2 separate regions of the Homo sapiens genome follow, and region 2 is linked to region 1. A link is an interaction called in ENCODE POLR2A ChIA-PET data of the cell type or tissue named here. Cell type or tissue: IMR-90. All regions are shown on one strand. Each heading gives the region's core, and the rest is flanking DNA. Links, peaks and the distances in the headings are about the cores only.

Evidence for each region. ChIA-PET counts read pairs that join two places held together with the same protein. Peaks named below come from ENCODE experiments on the same cell type or tissue, not always from the same donor. Only the 100,000 strongest peaks of a DNase experiment are listed, where the experiment ranks them.
Region 2: POLR2A ChIA-PET joins it to region 1 with 5 read pairs; 3 of 35 experiments call an interaction of 5 or more read pairs at or near these places.

Annotation. Positions count from the first base shown.
Region 1 is chr5:120,132,124-120,143,684 of GRCh38, forward strand. No RefSeq gene overlaps it. Among named protein-coding and RNA genes, the nearest start is that of PRR16, 330 kb to the right of the region's middle. In IMR-90, for the core only: no CTCF peak of the experiment used is centred there; a DNase peak (open chromatin) is centred at 7,118; H3K27ac peaks cover 1,511 bases.
Region 2 is chr5:120,324,081-120,335,641 of GRCh38, forward strand. No RefSeq gene overlaps it. Among named protein-coding and RNA genes, the nearest start is that of PRR16, 130 kb to the right of the region's middle. In IMR-90, for the core only: no CTCF peak of the experiment used is centred there; no DNase peak of the experiment used is centred there.

The sequences.
Region 1 (11,561 bases), core at 6,060-8,559:
AGGTCCACTCCAGACCCTTTTTGCCTGGGTGTCAGCAGCAGTGGCTGCAGAACAGCGGTGGCTGTAGAGCAGCGGATTTTGGTGACCTGCAAATGCTACTGCCTGATCGTTCCTCTGGAAGTTTTGTCTCAGAGGAGTACCCGGCCTTGAGAGGTGTCAGTCTGCCCCTACTGGGGGGTGCCTCCCAGTTAGGCTGCTGGGGAGTCAGGGACCCACTTGAGGCAGTCTTCCTGTTCTCATATCTCCAGCTGCGTGCTGGATAAACCACTACTCTCTTCAAAGCTGTCAGACAGGGACATTTAAGTCTGCAGAGGTTACTGCTGTCTTTTTATTTGTCTGTGCCCTGCCCCCAGATGTGGAGCCTACAGAGGCAGGCAGGCCTCCTTGAGCTGTGGTGAGCTCCACCCAGTTTGAGCTTCCTGGCTGCTTTGTTTACCTAATCAAGCCTGCGCAATGGCAGGCACCCCTCCCCCAGCCTCACTGCTGCCTTGCAATTTGATTTCAGACTGCTGTGCTAGCAATCAGTGAGACTCTGTGGGCGTAGGACCCTCCAAGCCATGTGTGGGATATAATCTCCTGGAGCGCCATTTTTTAAGCCCGTCGGAAAAGCGCAGTATTAGGCTGGGAGTGTCTGGATTTTCTAGGTGCCATCTGTCATCCCTTTCTTTGACTAGGAAAGGGAACTCCCTGACCCCTTGAGCTTCCCAAGTGAGGCAGTTCTTCACCCTGCTTCTTCTTGCGCACAGTGCGCTGCACCCACTGTCCTGCACCCACTGTCTGGCACTCCCTAGTGAGATGAACCCGGTACCTCACATGGAAATGCAGAAATCACCCGTCTTCTGCGTTGCTCATGCTGGGAGTTGTAGACTGGAGCTCTTCCTATTCAGCCATCGTGGCTCCACCCCTCAATGATCTAAGTTACTTTCTTAAAGTGACACAAACACAAATATTGAAGGTGTTTCAACTCTAAATTTTTGTTTTAGCATCATGCCATTTTAATACGAGACATTATATAACTATTTTGTAAAAATGGAATGAGATATAGAGGATTAATTTAGGGTAGCATTAATAAGGTATTTTATACCATCAGGTCACATTATTTTTCAGTTATTGGACTGATATAATTAGCCATCTATTTGAATAAAGAGAAACTTTGTCCGTATTTTATATTCTCAAAAATATTAAATAAATTTTTTAAAGTTGAAACAAAACAGAATCTATAAATATTATTGTATGGAAAGCCTTTCTACCTGTAACATAAACCTCAGAAACCATAAAGAATAAGATTGACAGAGTTGATCTTATAAATATTTTTAAATTTATATGGTTAAAGACACCATTAACAAAGTTAGAAGGGAAAATTAAAAATATTTAAAACCTAACTGAAAAGAAAAAGGCTTAATACTCTCACTATATAAAAAAGATACAGTAAAACAAAATATGCAAGAAAACCAGCAGCCTAGAAAATAAAATAGGCAAAATGTAATGAACCAACAATTTAGAGAAGAAATGTAATGACTAATAACCATGATAAAAATAAACATTTAAAATGCAAATTTAAACAATAGTTTTTTTTTTATATTTGTCAAATGTGCAAAAAATATTTATTCATTATTAGCATCAGCTTTTGGGAGTAGTTGATTTATAAAATTGAATGCTTTACACATGTGAAATATAGTGATATATATGAGTATGTGCTTACTTGTAAAGATAGTTTGTGATATATGCTTTATTTGTAACAAAGCAATATGTACAATTTCATTGTTTTGATAGAAAACTAACCAGAAATAAATGTGTACATATGTTTATCTTTATGATTAAATACAAAATATACTTATATGGAAATAAGCATATATAAATATGTACAAAAATATATAAGCATATGTATTTTAAGCTTGTAAATAAGATTTTTATACACATATGTATTTTGTGTGTGTGTGTGTGTGTGTGTATATATATATATATAAAATAAGCATATTGGTGCCTTTAAGTGTTATGTTGGAGAAAGAAGGAGGAAACACATTTTTCTTATTGTTATATACATTTAAAACTTTACCACAAAGTGATTTTTCAGTAACTTTTTTGTTGCCCTTTTTAGTGTAGTAAGCATCTCTTTTATAATCACAAATAATAGTAGGTTGGTGCAAAAGTAATTGTACCAACTTAAATATAGTGGTTTCAAATGTTTTGTAAATTGTGAAATTATATTCCTATTATTAATTTCAGTAATTATATCCCTATTCCATATTGTATATTACTCAGAGTTTATTAAAAATCCCCTTACAAGGTTATTATAATAATGAATGCTCATGATAATGGAAAAAATAAAAAGAAATAACCACACTAGAACATCAATACAATTCCTCAATCATAGTATATATATTTTAAAAGATAAAAATAGAGATGTCACATAAAATAATGTGTCCAAAATAATGTTAAAACATATAAACATAATCTTTAACATAGCAAGTATCCACAGCTTCAGTGTTAATCTCTTTATGTATATATAAATTTATATTAGTCACTGATAGGAACTAGAATAATTGCACACATGCAGAAAAAGCTCATGAAGGTAATATCCCAAACAGAATAGTGATTCTTTGTGGAGAGGAAGAGGGACTGGAATAAGTGGTCAAGGGCTTACTTGTCTTAACTATGATTGTGTTTAATAATAAAAGTGATTGCGAAAATTTTAACAGTTTAAAGAGGGAGATAGAAATATTTTATATTTGATTCTGGTAGTGTTCATATGACTGTTTTTGTCAGAGCTCATAGCACTATACACTAAAAAGGGTGAATTTTACTGTGCTTAAATTATAAAACAACTTTAAATAGAAACTGGAAGAATATACAGAATATTGTAAATATATGGTATTTTAAATCATAGGGCTTTAACTGTAAAATTGTTATAAAAACCCTTAAAATCTATTTTCCAAAACATATCCTTTTATCTCATTAAAATAGACCAGATGGCACAAAAACTTAGGGATGTTTATTTATTGAAGGTTCTTTGCCTCAGCATGAGGTAATCTCACATTCAGTCCTATGTGCAATTTATGAGAACTGAATTTCATGAGAATAAAAACATGTTGAGTAATTAACAGATTATAATATTTCAGTTATTGGCTTCTATTTCTATGTAGTCCAACCTACTGTATAAAATAGGGTGCTCATTTTCTTCTACTTTTTTCCCTGGATAGCATAGGCATGGACCTTTAAATTCCCAATCAAGTTTACTTAATATTTTCCCTATACAATAGCTGTAGATGTTGCAGACAAAGACAGGGTGAGCTTCTCAGTTGCTTTGCGAAGAGAAATAAATTGTGATTAGTAAGGTACATAATAAATACATCTTAAAATTTAATATTAGAAGTAATATATTCTTAGCAGATACTCTCATTTTTTTCTTTTTAAATTATACTTTAAGTTCTGGGGTACGTGTGCAGAACGCGCAGGTTTCTTCCATAGGTATACACATGCCGTGATGGTTTGTTGCACCCATCAACCCGTCATCTACCTTAGGTATTTCTCCTAATGCTATCCCTTCCCTAGCCCCCCCACACCCCGACAGACCCTGTTGTGTGATGTTCCCCTCCCTGTCTCCATGTGTTCTCATTGTTCAACTCCCACTTATGAGTGAGAACATGCGGTGTTTGGTTTTCCATTCTGGTGTTAGTTTGCTGAGAATGATGCTTAGTCAAGTATCCTTTGTCCATACGAGAGATCACCAATGGCTCTAGTGGACTGTTGCCCTATAAACTAACTGCATGTGCTTCCTATCTCAAGAAACTGAGTCTGTCAGCCTGGGTTCTTTGGCCAGATTGTTTTTCCAGCACAGGAAGGTGGCCAGAAATGCTGATGAATTAACTTACAAAGTGACCTTCAAAAAATGAAGGACAGGAGTTTGTAGATGAATACTGTAGGTATCTAACCTCTTAAGAGGCAATTCTGAGCTTTGTTTAAGTACATAGTCACTTGAATGATTCCCAAAAGGATTGGCCACAGTTGTCCATCAACTAACTGCTCACTAATGTTTTATATATCCTGTATTATATGTTCTTCCTTTTCTGTTTCATTATCCTCCCTCACCATGCTTCCTGGGATCACTCACCACCCAAACAAAAACAAAAACAAAATTCATTCAGATCCTGTCTCAGGATTTGGTTTTGGGTGAATGTAAACCAAGACAGTGTACATAGAGATTTCCCAGATGCCCTTTATACATAAGAAAGACTTAGATCATAGCAGGGTGATGTTGGATAAAGAGATGCAGAAGCTGGTATTTAGAAGTCAGACCAGCTTGAGTTGAAATGGTACAGTCAAAGGGATGTGGGTGGGAGACCAACTGTGTCTGCAACCAGGAGTGAGAGAAATTATAGCTGAATGATAATAATGAGTGCAAGGCCATGTAGCAATATTGCAATTAAATTGTAGCTGGATCATAGTAACCATTTCTGCTTTAAATAAATTAGAGGTTAAAGCATCTCTCATTGTCAGTCATGTAGCTACACATTTACAACTGACTACTTTATAATTTTCTTCTATTTTTATCACCTGCATTAATGTATTTCTTAGACACTGGTTTCTTTTCCTTGAAATAGATTCCAAACTAGATGAATTGTTTTTCTACTCAGTTTCTGGACCCAAAATAAAAAAGGAATCATAGACTCTTAGAATGGTCAAGGACTTTAGAGGTCAACTATTTCAATACCTATGCATAAATATTCATACAATATGTATAGAAATTTCATTATACCATAACCTGAGATTTGAGACTAGAATATTTGAATCTCCTTTAAAAAAACTATGTTATCAATTTCCTCTGTACTTTTTGTTTCTGTTCCTGATTTTTAAAGCATGTCTAGTATATTCTGGGATATTAATCAAGAGACATAAAAAATGTGCATTAATATATTATGCATGTCTGCCAAGAACATTCAAAGAACTATACATGTACATATAAGTGATATTACTGTCAATTCATAATGAGAATTATTAATTAGACTGTAATTGTAGCTTGCCATTTCTAATCCCTTTATCTGATTGGTTGAGAATGAAGCAGGTTAGTAGAAATGTCATATTTCTTTTAAATCAAATTCAGTATGCTTTGGACATCCATCCCACCTGTCTGCTAGAAAATTCAATTTTAGTCATTGTTACGGCCTCCTTACATAGCTTTAACGCACCAAGCAGGCCCTTTATTCTGTTCTCTCTTATTTATGCTAGTAACTAACAGGACACTCAAAGACCAAGCTTAAAGAAGCCTTGATTTCATACACTTATTTTTTTCTTTCATATACTTGGTGCCTTAGAATATGTGGTGACCAAGAATTCAGATGCTTAGCATACAACTCTCTGTTTTCCTAAAACATCGTGCTAGAAGTCAGAGACATCACATCTGATCACTTCAAATCTGTGCATCACAGATCTCCTGCCTTCTGTCTCCCTAGGTGCTACATGGGAGTGGACTCAGGGTCTTTGCTGCTTCAGTCTCTCCCAGGCTCAGTCTTAGAGTATGCTTGTTTTCACTCATTGTTCTTCTGCCTATCCTTTCTCCAATTGGTAAAATCCCCTCCTGGGTTTCTAAAGAGAAAACGTGGCAGTTACCAGCTTTACCATATACTCAGAGTTGTGTGGTGGTCACACTATGACTATGGTCACACTATGACCACCATTGTCATAGTGTGCCTCCTGATGCAATGCCAAGAATGCGTGGGCTGAGTCTGGTCATGTGGAAACATCAGACAGACATATGTTGAGGGTCATATGTATGAGGGTCTATGAGAGCATGCAGGGCCTATACTCTTTAAGACTGTCCAAGGACAGGAGAAGTAGGAGAGGGCTAACAAGCTTGAAGGAGTCTGATGAGACATGACAGCTATATGCAGTGTATATTCTTGGATGGTTTACTGGACCAAAAAGGTCAAAATGATATTGTTAGGGAACTTGGCAAAGTTTGAGTGGATAGTAGTGAGCTGGATAGTAGTGTTATGCTAATTTACTAAAGGGGAAGGATATATGTTGATATAGTATAGGGGTGTCCTTGCTTTTAGACTACACACTGGAGTATTTAGAGGTGATAGGGCATTCTGTTAGAAAAAGGACTATGTATATAGAAAGAAAGAATGAGAGGGTAATGAAACAAATGTGGTAAAACATTAATAATTGGGCACTCTGTGTAAAGAGAATATGGAAGTCACTTGAACTATACTTGTAATTTTTTTGTAGGTTTGCTGTTATTTCAAAATTAAAAACATAAAATTTCAAAATAATATTTTTTGCCTAAAATTTATCATTGTGTCAGGAAAATATCTTTGAACCACTCAGTTCAAATATAGTACATTGTACTAGAAGACTACAGTAAGTGTATAATTTCATTTTTTTAATGGCAGTGTCTCTCTCTGTGTCACCCAGGCTGGAGTGCAGTGGCATGATCATGGCTTCCTGCAACCTCGACCTCCTGGGCTCAAGGAATCCTCCCACCTCAGCCTCCTACACAGCTGGGATTACAGGTGTGTGCCACCACCAGAAGCTATATATTTTTTTTTTTTTTTGGAAAGTTGGAGTCTCACTGTATTGCCAGGGCTGATCTGTATCTCTTGCCCTCAAGTGATCCTCCTGCCTTGGCCTTCCAAAGTGCTGGGATTATATGTGTTAACCACTGCACCTGGAATAATTTTTGATGCAGATGCAAACCTAATGAAATATAAAAAGATCATTCTGTTACTGCTAAGAATTGAGTGTTTCAAGTAATAGTACTTAGGCTAAATCAGTGTGGTAAGTGATACTACTGGCCATTTTTTGACACTCGGAAAAAAGGCCAGGTGGTTAAAAGGAAAAGCACAAAGCAACAACAAAGCAATAATTCTTATATACTCTTTACTTTCTTTGAAAGCAAAGTGTTTTTAATTTTAAAATTACTTGACTCTCTTTTACTGCTTTCCTCTATGTTTATTTTCTGCACAACCATTTTCTTTTTTTTTTTACAATTTTCTGTATAGGCTTCTATGGGAAAAAGCTCTGTAACTGTAGTGTGTATTTATAGTTGTGAAATAGCTTTTCTTTTTCTTAGTCTTTTTGTTTATTCCCCAAAATGAGTCACTGATATTGCTCAACAGTTCTTGGGAAACAGAGGCCTGTCCCTTGTTAATGTCGTAAGTTGTCTTTTCCTGGAAATCACCAAGTGAGTAAACCAGAAGTCCAACTGGAATTAAATAAACATATCTTTCAAACCGACAGTAATTAGCTAAGATTTTATAAGAATATCATGTATTTTTGGTTCTTTTATAGGAGTTTGTATATATCCTACTGAAGAAAAAACTTCAAACCTTTTTGTCATCTTTGTTAATATACTATTTTAAAAATACAGATTAAATCAAAATGAAAACAGTTTTTCATTTAGTACTTCCAAAACCCATATTTTGTTCAGTGTTATTTTAATGTACTTAGTTCCAGCTGTTCTTTCAAGGTCTACATAATCATGCTTGCAGCACACTTACTTTTTCTAGGGGAAGATGTATCTTTTGGCAATTTACTTAATAGTTAGTCTACAGTTTTTATTGGATCCTACTAGATTGTTCAGGTTCTTTATTAAAGGCATTCTAAATGCTAATACCTGGCATCCTTACCTGTTCCTTTTCCCCATTTTTATATTTTATCTTGCTTACCTGCCGGGTCAGAACCCAGCATTGTGTTGGTTATGAAGTTGCCTATTTAGATCTCAACAGTTTCAGTGTAGTCCAGACTGTCTGTGGCAGCCTAAGAGGAGAACTAGGAAGGAAGAAAGCTTGGAAGGAAATGGCCCTTCACTTTCTCTAGAAGGATCCTGTGGATTGGCCTTCTTCCTTGATTCTTCTCGATCTTGTCACTTTGTAGCATGTCACTTAAAAAGGTATGGGGAGCTCCCACATAGAAAAAAAAGATGCAGTTTTATTGGGAAGGAAACACATATGAGAGGTGGTCTTTTTTACCTAATAAGGTTGTGTGGTGATCATTTGGGGAGGAACTGAGCTGGAAACAAATTGGGATTTGTCTTGAGGCAGATGACATTCTGGAGGCAAGGCCTGTCCTTTCTATCTGAGGCTGTTCATATGCTCCTTTAGAGGACTCCTGCTCAGGGTAGTTACCTCAAATTTGTAGGCTCAGTTACCCTCTTTTCTTTTATTTAAAAATATGAAACACCTCCTTTATAACATATGTGGAATGCATACCTTATTTCTGTAATAGTTTTTCTCTGAAAATTTTGCTTGTCTTTAAAAAGTATCCATATCATCCCCCACCCCCAACTGTTAGTAAGATATGCAACACTGACTCTTGGAGTGAGTGTTAGGGAGGGAGGGGTTTCTCATCAGAGGGAAGGAGATGGCAACTCAGATAATGGTCATGACAAGGGGGTGTGGAGCCCTCATTATGGTGTGTGCTAGGCTGATTTTCTGTAAGTCTTTATGATAACCCACAAGACAAGCATTGTCATCTTTCCTCATAGACTAAGAAATGCGGTCCTGAGAGGTAAAGTCACATGGCAATGATGCACTTGCTCTTTCCTCTACTTGAAATGTCCTTTGGGTTCTCATGGCTGACACTTTTTCATTCATTGTTCAGGTTGCAGTTCAAATGTCACACCTTCTTTGGCTAAACAATTCAACTTCCTCTTCAAACATACAACACTCATTATGACATTATTTCATTTCCTTTATAGGATTTTTCATGTCTTACATTTTTTGTGAGTTCCAGTAGAGAATGAAATTTGTCTGTTCCCTTTACTGTTGTATTCCCAACTTCTAGCGCCATGTATCATATAAATATAATTGGGCAAGTGAATATACCCAGGCTATTCTCGTGTAGAAAGCAGCAGAAGCCCTCTGGGAAGTGTCACAAAACTATTTCAACAGACTTACACTAGTTGCTCTGAAAATTTTTTACTGCATATACATGGGACTCAGATTCTGAGACCACCTTGAACATTTTTTTGGACAATGTTTCCTACCCATAGATAAATCTGAGATGTGTCTGCTTTGCTCTGCAAATGAATTCTTAGCAAAATCCTGTCTGTCTGTTTGAGTTGTTCTTAAGGAACAATGTTTAATCTATTGTGACCTTGTGTAATCTATTAGTACTCTTGCCGATTAGGACATGCACAACATCAAAGGATATTTTTATGGAAGATTATGACCAAAACAAACTGTCTGTGGCCACAAAAGGGGAATTTCTCTTAGAAACATAAACTGATTCAATAAGGGAGGAGCTGACATTTTGATTTCATTACCGTTACACTGAAAATTAATGAATTAATCAAGCACAATACCCTCCACTCTTTTCTATCACTTGTCACATTTTCCCCTGAATGAAGATGGCTGGAACAGAAATGAAGTGTCCCTGTAGATTTTCCCTTATACCCTTTTTTACTATACTTTATAAATACCCAGGATCCCTTTTTTTAACTAACAGGACTTCGAATGAACTCCTGACAGTATCTTGATATGTCCATGTGTTTGGAAAGCTGTTTTTTTCCCCCCTTAGTTTTGGGTATAGCAATGAGTAAAGAGAATAAAACTTGTTCTCTAATATTTCTGACTTTATACCAGCAAACTTTCATATTTCTCTCTCTCTCTCATCGTAAGTTTCCTTGGCATTATTGGTTCACATGTGGCTTTGCTTTAGTGTGAAGTCTGTAAATATATAAACCTCTTTTATTCTGGGGAAACCATCTTTTTATTATGTCTGGATCAACTTTCCAAACACTGTTTTATTAGCCAAGTTACTTCACTGAAATAAAAGTAAAGCTTTGGAGATATGAAAAAGATACCATGTACATTGAGTTGAATGGCACCTGAAAACTGGCTGGGAGAATTTCCTGGTGAATTGGAATATGCACTTGTTAGGTAATAGGACAATACACCATAAGAAATAGAGTGACCTCTGCACAAAATTTGAAACAAAAAAGAATGCAGAAGAATTGTTAAAATGATTCCTTTTTTATTAAAAAATCCTTTGCAATTTTCTTTCCCATAGATATGCTCTGACTTTATAATTAATTAACAAGTTGTTTACTTCATTTTTATATTGGATAAAATTATTTTTCATCTATCAGAAAGTTCTTTCCATAATTTCAAGAGTTCTGGGTGAAGTATTGCTAGTGTGACATACACTCCTGCTTGATTTATTACTGTTTATCATTTTCTTTGATTTTGATATTCAAATAAAAAAAATATTTCAAGTGAAATTTTATATAAAAATGCATGAAGAGCTTTTATAGAATCTAAGTAAAAGCTACTTTCTTCTCATATATTTTGGTAATATTGGATAAAACGACACTATTTCTCCTATTTATAAGTTTTTTAAAAAATTCATCCTGTGTCATTTTCATTAGATTGCTTTCAGATGTCATACTTTTCTCTTTGCCACAGAAGGTTAAAGTTAACTTTCCAGACAGCAGTGGTGAAAATTAAAACTCTGTTTTTACTATCATTATGACTAATAAATTAAAAGATAAAAATGGCATAATTTTTGATTGCCAAAACACTGTATTGACATCTGTCATTCTGGTTACCTGAAATAATTTATGAAAACTACTCTTTGTATATTATAAAGCACTACATATAAAATTAGCCCTTAATTCTTTTTTAAAAATAATTTTAATTAAATTATTATTTGATATACTTTCTTCAAATGAGTTATGTAGAATCTTATAAAATTTTCTTTATTACAGTTTTTAAATTGTGGTCTCTGCTTTTAACACTTTTAGAATTAACATTTTTATTCCATGGATTTTGTTAAGGTTTTGTAAAATTTATTCTTTTAATGAAATTTAAAAATATAGCCTCCTTTCTTTAAGAAATTATAAACAATGATCTGATTTTAAAAAATATATTAATAAAGATAATTTGAAAGGCAGAAAATGTAATCAGGAAGAGAAAAAAATACTGCTAATCAGAGTGACATAATACACATTTATATTAAGAGCATCTTTTTTTTCTCTTAAAAAGTCTTAGCATGCTCAAATGAATAAACAAATAAATTGTGGTGTATTCATACTAGGCTAATAAGAAAATGCTATATTCAACAGCGTGAAGACTCTGAAATGCATTATGCAAATAATGAATCATATAATCATATTATGTGATTTTATTTATATTCCATTCTAAAAAAGGCAGGGAAATAAATAAGATTAGTGGGTGCCAAGGGCTAGCATTATGGGAGGAGATTTGACTATAATGTGGCACAAGAAAACTTTTTAGAGTGATGAAAATACACTATTTTTTTATTTGTATGTGTTTGTCAAAATTCATAGAATTATATACTAAAAAAGTGTTAAATTTATTGTTTGTAAATTATCTTAATGAACCTGACAGTGGTAAAACAAAGTTTGCTTACTTTCATGAAAGTTTCCAGAAGATAAATTTTCTTAATCAACATCCAGTAAAATAAGCTTTCTTTATAATTAAAAAACAGCATATTGAGGAAAATCAGTGTTCTGTTAAATATACAATGTTAACTTTTAAAGTTAAAAATAACAACAGTTGGGAGGGGTGAAGGAATGAGTATTGACTTATGTGAGGACA
Region 2 (11,561 bases), core at 5,548-8,047, 190 kb after region 1:
TCCCTTTTCTGCACCTCTGGACCTTTTCACAATGAGCACTAGGCTGAGGTAGTTCAAGTGATCTGAACTTCATTAGAAAACATGGGGCCAGGCGTGGTGGCTCACGCCTGTAATCCCAGCACTGGGAGGCCGAGGCGGGCAGATTTCTTGAGGTCAGGAGTTTGAGACCAGCCTGGCCAACATGGTGAAACCCATCTCCACTAAAAATACAAAAAATTAGCTAGGTGTGGTGGCATGCACCTGTAATCCCAGCTACTGGGGAGGCTAAGGCAGGACAATCGCTGGAACCTGGGAGGCAGAGGTTGCAGTGAGCCAGGATGACACCACTGCACTCCAGTCTTGGTGACAGAGCAAGCTCCATCTCAAAAAAAAAAAAAAAAAAAAAAGAAAATGTGGTTCTCTGGCATTCACTGGCTTTTAAAATTGGAAGTTATTTTATCTTACTAAATATCTTTCCTCAACTGTACAACAGGGATGATAATAAAACAGTACCTAATCTCAGTACCTAGTGTATCGTTAGCTCTCATTAAATGGTAGCTATTCTCATTTATTGGATATAGTACATGCTTCAGTTATTTCTCTAAAGCTCAAAGGGCCTAGTTCTCATGGGATGTATGCCTATTACTTGGAAAATGTATCCATGTATAAACCATAAAATATTGTGTTTTGGAAAAGTACATGAGAAAAGTAAAATTTATACCCAATTGAACTTTAGGAAAATATAATGTTTCATATAGAAAAAATTTAGATCATTTATAATTAGGAGGGCTACTAATTTTAAATTTTATATTTCAAAGCTCATATATTAACCATAAAATATATATCATAGTGTAAGTTAAATGTACCATTCTAAAGCCTCTATTTTAACACATAAAGTTCAATTTTTATTGCTGCCTTTTGATTTATTAAAAAGGTGGTTGCTTTATTTACCCAGTATTGATCTAATATAAACTTCCTAAGCTTCATTCTCTTATCAACCAAAAAGTTCTGACTTATGGAATGTTAAGATAATCCATTAAAAAATAAAAATGCAATGCATGAATGGACAAAAGAAATGTATATATACACAATGGAATACTATTCAGCCATAAAAAATAAAATTCTCTAATTTATAGCAACATGGATGAGCCAGTAGGATATTATGTTAAGTGAGATAAACCAGACACAGAAAGACAAATACCATAGGATCTCACTCATGTGTAATCTAAAATAGTTGATCTCATAAAAGTAGTGTATAAAACAATGGTTACCACAGACTGGGAAGGGAAGGAAAGAGGAGTAAAGCAGAAACGTTGGTTAATGTGTAATACAAAGTTACAGTTGGAAAGGAAGAATAAATTCTGGTGTTTTGTTGCACAGTAGGGTGACCATAGTTAACAATAATGCCTTGTGTGTGTTTGAAGACAGCTAGAAGAGAAGATTTTGAATGTTGCCACCACAAATAAATGATAAATATTTGTGGTGTTGGATATACTAACTGCCCTGATTTGATCATCACACAACATATATGTCTATCAAAACATCACAATGTACCTCATAAATATGTACAATTATTGAGTTAATTAAAAAGAAAAATAATTTTAAAATAAAAAAGCCTGAGATTTGAGCTGCTTACAAATAAATGTTATAACACTACATTTTCATTATCACATTTTGACTCTAATACAAAACTGTCAATTCCACAGCATTTAAGAGCATTTGTTTAATGTCAATAGCAGAATTCACAAAACTGACAATTTGTCTCACTCTCTTGCTCTCTTTATGTTAAATAGATCAAAATCATGACCAAGAGTCTGAGAAAATGTGTTGTTTATATTTAATAGAGTCCAGTACAACTATAATTTATTCTTAGAAAAATTCAAATTCTTCAGAAAATTTGAAATGTCAACTCTAGATCCTAAGATAAAAATTCATACTAACTTTGAATTTGGTTCAAAAATAAAAATATATACCTGTTAGAATTATTCATTAATTGCTTGGAGAGATTTCAAATATTTGACAGTAGGATTAGACAATCCGTCATTTTAGAACTGGTGTAAGTCTTCGCATTTTAGCTAAAATATTCATGGTTTTAGAAAGATTTAGCATTGTCTTAGTTAATATTACCTTCAGAATACATAATTAGCATTGAGTTTAAATATTTATTACAAATGGGATAAGAGTTCAATATCACTCCTTGGTCAAATAATACAAAAATTAATGTATCCATGTCATCACACTGCCAGCTGCTATTGTTTGAGCGTTCCCTCCAAAACTCATGTTGGAAACTTAATTCCTAGTGTGGCAAATTTGGGAAGTAGAACCCTTACAAAGTGAGGTCTAGTGGGAGGTGTTTGGATTAGGGGGCTCTGCTTTCCTGGGCTGCTTGGTATCATTCTTATAGTAGTGGGTTCTCCCTCTCACAAGATTGGATTAGTTTTCGTGGGAATCTATTAGTTCCTATGAGAGTGGGTTGTAATAAAGCAAGGACACTCCTCGTGTTTTGTCTCTTTGCACTTGTCTGCTTCCCGTTTGACCTTCTGGGATGGCAGCAGAAAGACCTTCACCAGAAGCCAAGCAGATGCTGGTGCCATGCTTTTGGACTTTCCAGACACCAGAATCACAAGCTAAACAAACCTCTTTTCTTCACAAATTATTCAGCATCAGGTATTTTGTTATACCAACACAAAACAGACAAGACAAAGACACCACCTACAGAAAACAGTATATAAATGAAATCAAGTCTCACAATGTTCAAGTTAGCTTATAACATCTGGCTTTGATTTATTCATGAAATAAATATTTATAGAGAACCTTCTGTGTGAAGCTTAGAGGAACACTTGATCTTCTCCATTTCTGTTTACTTGAATTTTGTGGACAGAATATTACTGTTAACAGCTGTTCAGAGAAAACAAGATTAAGAGTCAAAATGTTAGAGAATCTTAGATTTGAAAAAGCAACAAGATTTGTTTATGGCAAAATTTCTTGTTCTTTTATAAAATTCTTTAAGAAGGGGATTCAAGGTGTTATAAAATTTCCCTAATATAAATGGCCATGGGCCCCTTACCTCCTATCCTAGTAATATTTATTAATATATTAATCAACATTATAGTGTTGTGAAATTTGTTCCTGAAAAGTCATCTTTTCCAATCTACTTTTCTCGTGGAGTGGGTGACTGCAGACCATTAAATTTAAGTTTTTCTCAAGGACAGTATTAGATTTATTTTGGAATTGAACATAGATTTTTTCCACTTCAAACAGATTTTTTCTACTAAATGTTATTTTTTCCATCCAAGTGCAGTCTTTTTCTAGGATCCTGCCATCTAGAGGATCTTGAAATGAATAACTTGATATTATCTAATTAGATTTAATTTGCTTTTACTGCTTAAATATGTTATATTTTTCTAAACTCTCAAAGAGTTAGATAAATTCCTTTAATAAAAGCTCAACGATCTCCTTATGTAAAAATTCTTTATAAAATGTCATGAATAACTAGTACTAAGTATAATCTATTATATTCATAAGCATATATATACATACGTATATATTTACTTCAGATGGTCAGGAAGTCTTCTGTATTTGTGGATTTGTAGTTTATGGTTTCAAAAATTTATATCAGGGTCTGCTCACCCTTATTCTTTTTCTTATTGTTTTTGTTTTTATTGATATTATGCTCCTCTCTTGCCATAATGTGATAACTTTTGAAGTGTTTATTATTTATTCGTACTATCAATCATGTAACTAAAACTTAATGCTAAGTATATGTAGTTGAGAGGGAGAAATATTTTCATAGTGAGGACAGAACAGTATTTAAAATTACATTATGAGAAAGGCTCCTAAATCGTCTTCTATGTGAACAAAAGTACAGAAAATTAAATAAACAGGAAGTGTCAGTTTCATTAGAATTCCTCTCCTTTGTATGTAAGTCAAAGTTTTGTTTCAATATAATGAAATTACTATGACAAATTCTTTATCATGAAATATAGGTTCATCTTATCTTCTACATTTTTTACCTAACAAATTAAAACTTTTTATTTAAGTGAGTGTGAATTATGAAGTTACCTTGATATTAGTTAGCTTTATTTAATGAGTGGTGGTAAGAAATGAGTTCTTATTAAAATGGAAGAAACTGTGATTCATAAGTAATAAAAGAATGCCTGGAAATTGACAGTTTGAAACAGGAAAGTATGTAATGATCCAGTCTAGATTATTTTAATTGGCTAGACCTTTGTTACTCTAGTCAATCCCAATAAAGAGTTGATAAGTTACAACAATATGAAACTCTATACAATATCCACATCATCACAGGGGGATTGAGGTTTGGTGGAATCAGAAGCTTATACAATTTGGAGGAGTAATTTTTAATAAAATCTTAAAAATACAATAGTTCAAAATTGCTAGACATTTCTTACCAGTTGCCTATTCCAGTGAGAGGTCTTGCAGTTTAAGTTTCAACAGGTTTATAATAAATAAGCCTTTCTATATTATTCAGATGTTAAGAATATCTGCTGAAAAGGTATCACAATCAAGGACAAGAGAGCTTTGCCATTTCTGAGATGAATCGTTCTGGATTTTGATTTCATTACAACATAGGCAAGTGTGCATTACATAAAATTATCTTTAAGATTTCTTTTGATTGAAGAATTTCTATTTTTAAGTGGAAAATTTATTACTTCTGGAGCAAGGCATTCTCCAGGCTAATGTGGAAAAGCGAGTGAATCTTGTTAATTTATTTTGGTACCCTAATTTACATGATTATTTCCTGCCCTCTAAGTTATATTTGTTTTCACAGAGCAAAATACATGTTTACTGTTCTCAGAGGCTTCAACTGGTTAAAATATGTTGTTCTTGTTTTACAGTAATAGTCATTATATTTTCTAAGTCAGGGTCCTGAGTACTAACTAGCTCCAGATCACTAGGGGGAGGTGGGGATCTCATAGCAGAGAAGAGAAAAAAGGAAGAATAGGAACCCATTCCCATTATCTGCCTTCTCTTCAGCAAATCTTAGAATTGCAAGCTTGACCTACTAACTGAGACATTAATATCATATCTTTGAAAGTTGAAATGATAAGTTCTTATCATTTAGCTTCCACTTATAAGTGAGAACATGCAGTATTTGGTTTAGTTTGCTAAGGATAATGGCCTCCAGCTCCATCCATATTCTTGCAAAAGACACGATCTTGTTCTTTTTTATGGCTACATAGTATTCCATGGTGTATATGTACCACAATTTCTTTATCCAGTCTGTCACCGATGGACATTTAGGTTGATTCTATGTCTTTGCTATTGTGAATAATGGTGTAATGAACATTCATGTGCATGTATCTTCATGGTAGAATGATTTATATTCTTCTGGGTATATACCCAGTAATGAGTTTGATGAGTCCAATGGTAGTTCTGCTTTTAGCTGTTTGAGAAATCACCATACTGCTTTCCACAATGCAGATGCTAGGGTCTACTTGAGGAGGGAGTTGGGAGAAGGGAGAGGAGCAGAAAAGATAACTATTGGGTACTGGACTTAATACCTGGGTGATGAAATAATATGTACAACAAACCCCCATGAGACATGTCTACCTGTGTAATAAAGCTTCACAAGTACCCCCAAGCCTAAAACAAAAGTTAAGTAAGAAAGAAAGCTGAAACGATAATTAAGTTGTGTGGGTAAGCAGAGTTTTGTTTTTTTTAGCACCAGATCAGTTAATATAGAATTGATATGAATATCATTGACATGTGAACATCGTTACAGGACTATTTTCCCACAATCGATAAAAAGAGAGAGTCTCTTTCCTTTCATTTTCTATTTATATATGAAAATATATAGAGAAAAATTATTCAGAGATGGAACAAAATTTTATCTTTGTGTGCTGCCTATTTGTAATCATTGTAAACAACTTAAAAACTGTAAGACTTTTTATTTTTGAAAGTCTTCATTGAAAATAGTATGCTAATCATAATAGATTAGGAGTTCAATGGAGAGAAAAAGTGTGTGTGTTCTTAAAACCTACACAAGTGATTAATATCAAGTAGCCATATTAATTAAATTTTTATTGAAAAAAATGATTTCAAATTTACAGAGCATTATCACTGCTCAAAATGTATATTGGCAGCAGTAAGCCTATGTTTTCTTCTGTGATTAAAATACAAAATAAAATAAATGTGATAACATTAACCATGGCTTATATGTAAAAAGGGAACTATTATTCATACTTCTACCACCTATTTCAGCCCTAACCATTAACATTTATGCTTCAATTAATTTGTCAAAAGTGGGTCACCCCATATATATATGCATTTGTGTGTCCAAAATTTTATATACTACATGTAAATGTAGATCTTTTAAAAGTTTCCTAAAATAGGAAAAAGAAGAAATAAAATATCGTTAATCTCCAGCAGCTCTCCATTTTGTGAACAGAAGAGTTAATATATAGGATTAGCAATAGCCAAACACTGTCTTTTATATACACAAGTATATAAAGCAAAGTACTCTTAAAGAAAAATCAAGCATTGCACTGAAATAGCCTTCCAGTTTTACTACAATGCATTTTTTTTTTTGTGGGATAGATTGGACTATTTCACATAGATTAAATTTGACAGGATACCAGACTACTGCCATGTTTTTACTTTTAATTCAGTACCCTTTTTGATAAATGTGAGGCAGAAAATATATATTTTTAGGTTTTTTTCTGATGGGGAAAGCCAATTGAATAATATTTCAAAACTCTGCCATGACTGTGTATCTGGCTTACATTATTTTATAGATAGCTGGAGGGTATTTTAGCCTTGACATTTCACTTGTCCTGAAAATAGTGATGATACATGGACCAGCACTACATAGAGATCCCATTTTTCTTTCCGAAAGTGCAGTGTGATTAGCCTTTTTATCCTCCCAAGACTGCTACCCAGGGAGGCTTTCATGTCAAAGCCAAAGCAGGTTTGATGAAGCAGCATCTCAAGATACTATGGTTTAAATTCAGGGCAGCAGTTGGGAATGGATTGTTTACTGGTCTTATTGTTCACTCAGATTTGTCCTTGTCTCATATAGGGATTGCAAAGGATATTTTTATTTATTTATTTTTTTTTTGAGATGGAGTCTCGCTCTGTCGCCCAGGCTGGAGTGCAGTGGCGCGATCTCGGCTCACTGCAAGCTCCGCCTCCCGGGTTCACGCCATTCTCCTGCCTCAGCCTCCCAAGTAGCTGGGACTACAGGCGCCCGCCACTACGCCCGGCTAATTTTTTGTATTTTTAGTAGAGACGGGGTTTCACCGTTTTAGCCGGGATGGTCTCGATCTCCTGACCTCGTGATCCGCCCGCCTCTGCCTCCCAGAGTGCTGGGATTACAGGCGTGAGCCACCGCGCCCGGCCTTTTTTTTTTTTTTTTTTTTTTGAGACGGAGTTTTGCTCTTGATTGCCCAGGCTGGAGTGCAGTGGTGCGATCTTGGCTCACTGCAACCTCCCCCTCCGGGGTTCAAGCAATTCTCCTGTCTCGGCCTCCCGAGCAGCTGGGATTATAGGCACCTGCCACCACGCCTGGCTAATTTTTGTATTTTTGATAGTGACAGGGTTTCACCATGTTGGCCAGGCTGGTCTCGAACTCCTGACCTCAAGTGATCTGCCCGCCTTGGCCTCCCAAAGTGCTGGGATTATAGGAATGAGCTGTGGCATCTGGCCAAGAAGGATCTTTTAGCTGAACTCTGCATACTGTTTATGGCCTTTGGAGACAGATGAAATCCAAAGAGGATACATTCGGGGCAAGGGGAATGAAGGGAGCTGGGAAAGACGCAACAGTTTGTTTCTACCCTGGCATCAGGGAAGTTCCCGGGCACATATTCCACTTTGTCAAGGTGAAAATATAGTTATTCCTGCAAACATTGAGAAAGATTTCAAAATAAAACTCTCAGATATGCAAAACTTTAAAAGGACAGAGTCAACCAAATAGGTCTGAGAATAAGCAGAATTAATGTCACTTAAGACCATTTCCCTCTGAATAACGGTGAGAGCACTTGGTGGAGAAGTCTAGGTATAACTGACTCTCAGCATTTGTATCCAAATATCATTATTGATTTATAACTTTCCCTGGGCTATCTGAGTCCTACAGTCTGCCTATGTTAGTAATCCCTGCCTAAACTGGCACAGCTCACTCTGGCCCATGGCAGCATGGCACATTCACCTTTGGGGCCCAATCTGTTCTGAAGATAACAGAAGGTACCCCACTACACTTCAACAGATTACTCAAAGGGATTCTATCCCCGTGAGCTTCTTCACATCAAAAAATGAGATAATGGCAATTCATCTAACAGGAACACAATTCTTTGGACCTGCAGGCAGCAAAATAATCACAAAAATCAATGAGAAGGAAGCTAAGAATCCACTGGACCCAATAGGTAAAACAGAAGAAGTCTCATTATGTTCATGAAACATTAATTTGTATCTGTTTTTTTCATTTGCGTCATATCTGGAGAAAGGTAAGTAATCCACACATTATGTTAATTTTAATTTTATTTGTTTTTAGATAGGGCTGTGCTCTGTCACCCAGGCTGGAGTGCAGTTGCATGATCATGGGTCACTGCAGCCTCAACTTCCTAGCCTCAAGCAATCCCCCTGCCTCAGCCTCTCAAGTAGCTGAGACCACAGGTACATGTGCCACCACACCCAGCTAATATTTTTCTTTCTTTTATTTTTTGTTGTAAAGATAGGGTCTCACTATGTTACCGAGGCTGATCTTGAACTTCTGGGCTCAAGCAATCCTCCTGCTTTGCTCTCCCCAAGTACTGAGATTGCAGGCATGAGATATCATGCCCAGCCTCTTATTTTTAATTTTTAAAAATCTCATCAAACAGGAGCTGAGATCTGCTTCTATGAAATGGAAGAGTGGTGGTCAAAGAAGCAGTCATTGTACTAAGAAATGGCTTGAAAGGATTTCGCTTTTCTGTCATCTCCATTAACCCTCCCCACCCACCATTAAACGAAACAAATCAAAAACAAAAGCAAACAAATGAAAATCAACCCTCAGTAAATTTTCCATTTAGGTTAAATTTTGCCATGCAGTGTTTTAAAACACACATTTTAGTCTCTCATATAACTCCCTGATACACACACACACACACACACACACACACACACACACACACACACACACCTCTCCTACCAAGAAAAATGGAGGCAGCAGGACTGGAAGAAGAGACAGGACTTCACTTACCTTGGTGGCTACTGCATCCAATCTTCCTGGCTCCTTCTTCCTCCTTTTTATTGTTGGCATTTGTAAATTAAGGCATGCAGAAGACATCTGGTATGATTACCCTAGGATTCCTTGTATTATCACAAAATTCACTTTCAGGTTTCCAAGGGATGATCCAGTTTGCATATTAACCATGCTCATACAAATAAATAGAACACACTGTGAAACAATTTGAGTAATTGCTCAGAATGAACAATATCCTTTACTCAGTAGGTGACGTGTATTGGTTGAAGTTACATAACAAATATTTTAATAAGAGAGTGCTTTTTCCCACCCCACCCTTCATCGCACATAGTTTCTTTCTGCTGCTAACTCCTCTCAGCAGTGGCTAGTTGTAAACTGAAGGCTAAGATGTCTGCAAGAAGCTGAGATTCTTAGCACTGTGGAAGGTAGGCTGTGGGGTGAATGGCAAGATAGATGTAACAAAGTATAGAGAAGCAGGGAGAATTTCTCTGCCCGGCTAGGACATATCATATATTTAATGGAGAAAGCAGTCCACATAAAAAACACGTCTACACATAAGGTGTGATTTAAATGGCTAAGTTTAAATGAAGACAGTCTATGCCTCATATTGATTTTTAAGTTATTCTTTGTCCTGTTAATTGAAATATTATTATTTGGATATATAATTCTCTTATTAACAGCAGCTATGAGAAAAATTTTAGCGTGAGTTGTTCATGTGGTGTGCATATATGAAGGAATTTTTAAATTGTCACTGGTTTTGTCATATTTCAGAAAAAAAGTAGCAAATCGCTCCTTCAAAGAAGAAACTTGACATTATCAAGGATCTTGTTCCCATGGCATCATTGACTTTATCCAATGGCAGCAGCTTAAAATTTCCATAGAAACTGGATCTGACAATGACTGCTAAAAGTGCAGTCCCCCATAGCAATATCAGTTGAATTGAAAAGGAAGCGTAAATTGTCTTATCAAAATCTTTTCCCACACAGTCCATATTCTCACATTGTCCTCTGCTATTTTAGTAAATATTGACTTGCTGCCCAAAGGAGTGGCTTTGTAAGAAGGCTTGAGAGATGTAATAGTAATACCAATGATTTAGGTGGAAAATAAAAAAAAATTATAGTGCTTATTTCATTGGTTAGAGATAAATGTATGTAAATCTTCCAGCAGAGAAGTTTCCAAAAACCTTATTTTTTCCTTCCTTCTTTACTTCTTTTTCTTCATTATTTTTTTCTCCCTTCATTCCTTCTATCCTTCATTCTTTTTTCTTTCCTTTCTTTCTTTTCTTCCTTTCTCCTTGTCTCTCTCTTCCCCCCCTTCCTAGCTTTTTTTCTTTCTATACATCCATCTTTCCTCTCTTCCTTAGATATCTGTTTCCCTTTCCATATTTTAAAAGCATCCAGGATTAAGTCCTGTACTAACTAAAGAACCAACAATTTCTGTATCTTCTTCTTTCATTTCTTAATTTGGTCTAGTTTATACCTATCTAGTAATGAGTAATCTGTGGCTACAAGAAAAATAACAAGTTCAAATCCCTTGTAAGGTAACTGAAAGACCCCTGTGTGCGCACCTATAAAGACACAGTCCTCTGCCATGTTCCTCAACTTTGTACCATTCAACAGAAAACTCCCAGGAAGAACAGCAGCTCAGAATTTTTCTAGTAAGCTCTTTGATAGGAAAGCCAAGATGTCCTTTTCCTCTTTTCATAACGGGCTATTGTTTCTGCCTTTCCTTTAAGGGTGTCAGGCAGGGAGATAAAACTCTGGAGGGAAGACTGGATGCAGGCTTTTCACTAATAACTTGAGTCAGAAATAGGAAAAAAAATAGTTCCTTATTTTATTTCCATCTGCCTGACCTCATTTATTTATTATCCATTCATATAATAGATATTAACTGAGTCCCCACTATTTCCTCACATCTCTACATAATGCCACTTATCTGTTACTTTGCATTCTTGATTAATATCATGCTTCACTTGGATTTCTCTGATAGCCCTTACTTGCTGTCTTTTTCTCATCATCAACCCTTTTCTTCAACCCACCCTACAAATCTGTAGCCAGGTCAAGCTTGCTACAGGGCTGTTTGGATGCTATTATTTCCATTCTCATGAACTTCCAGAATCTTCCCAGTTTTATGGAATAAAATTCAAACCTTTTAGCCTTCAGTTCAGGGTCTTATAATCTGGGTCCAACAATTCTACTTTTGTAATACCTTATACGTAAGGAAGACCAAGCTATGTGTTTGTTCTCCTTGTCCTCTTTTTCTCTTCCTGTCCGCATGCTATGCTCTCTAAGTGCTGATTGACTCACTGATCCTTTTGGCCTTCTTCCTTTACTCAACTGTCAAGCCTCCCTTCATCTTCCCTTTTCTGCTCTCCAGCAGGAAT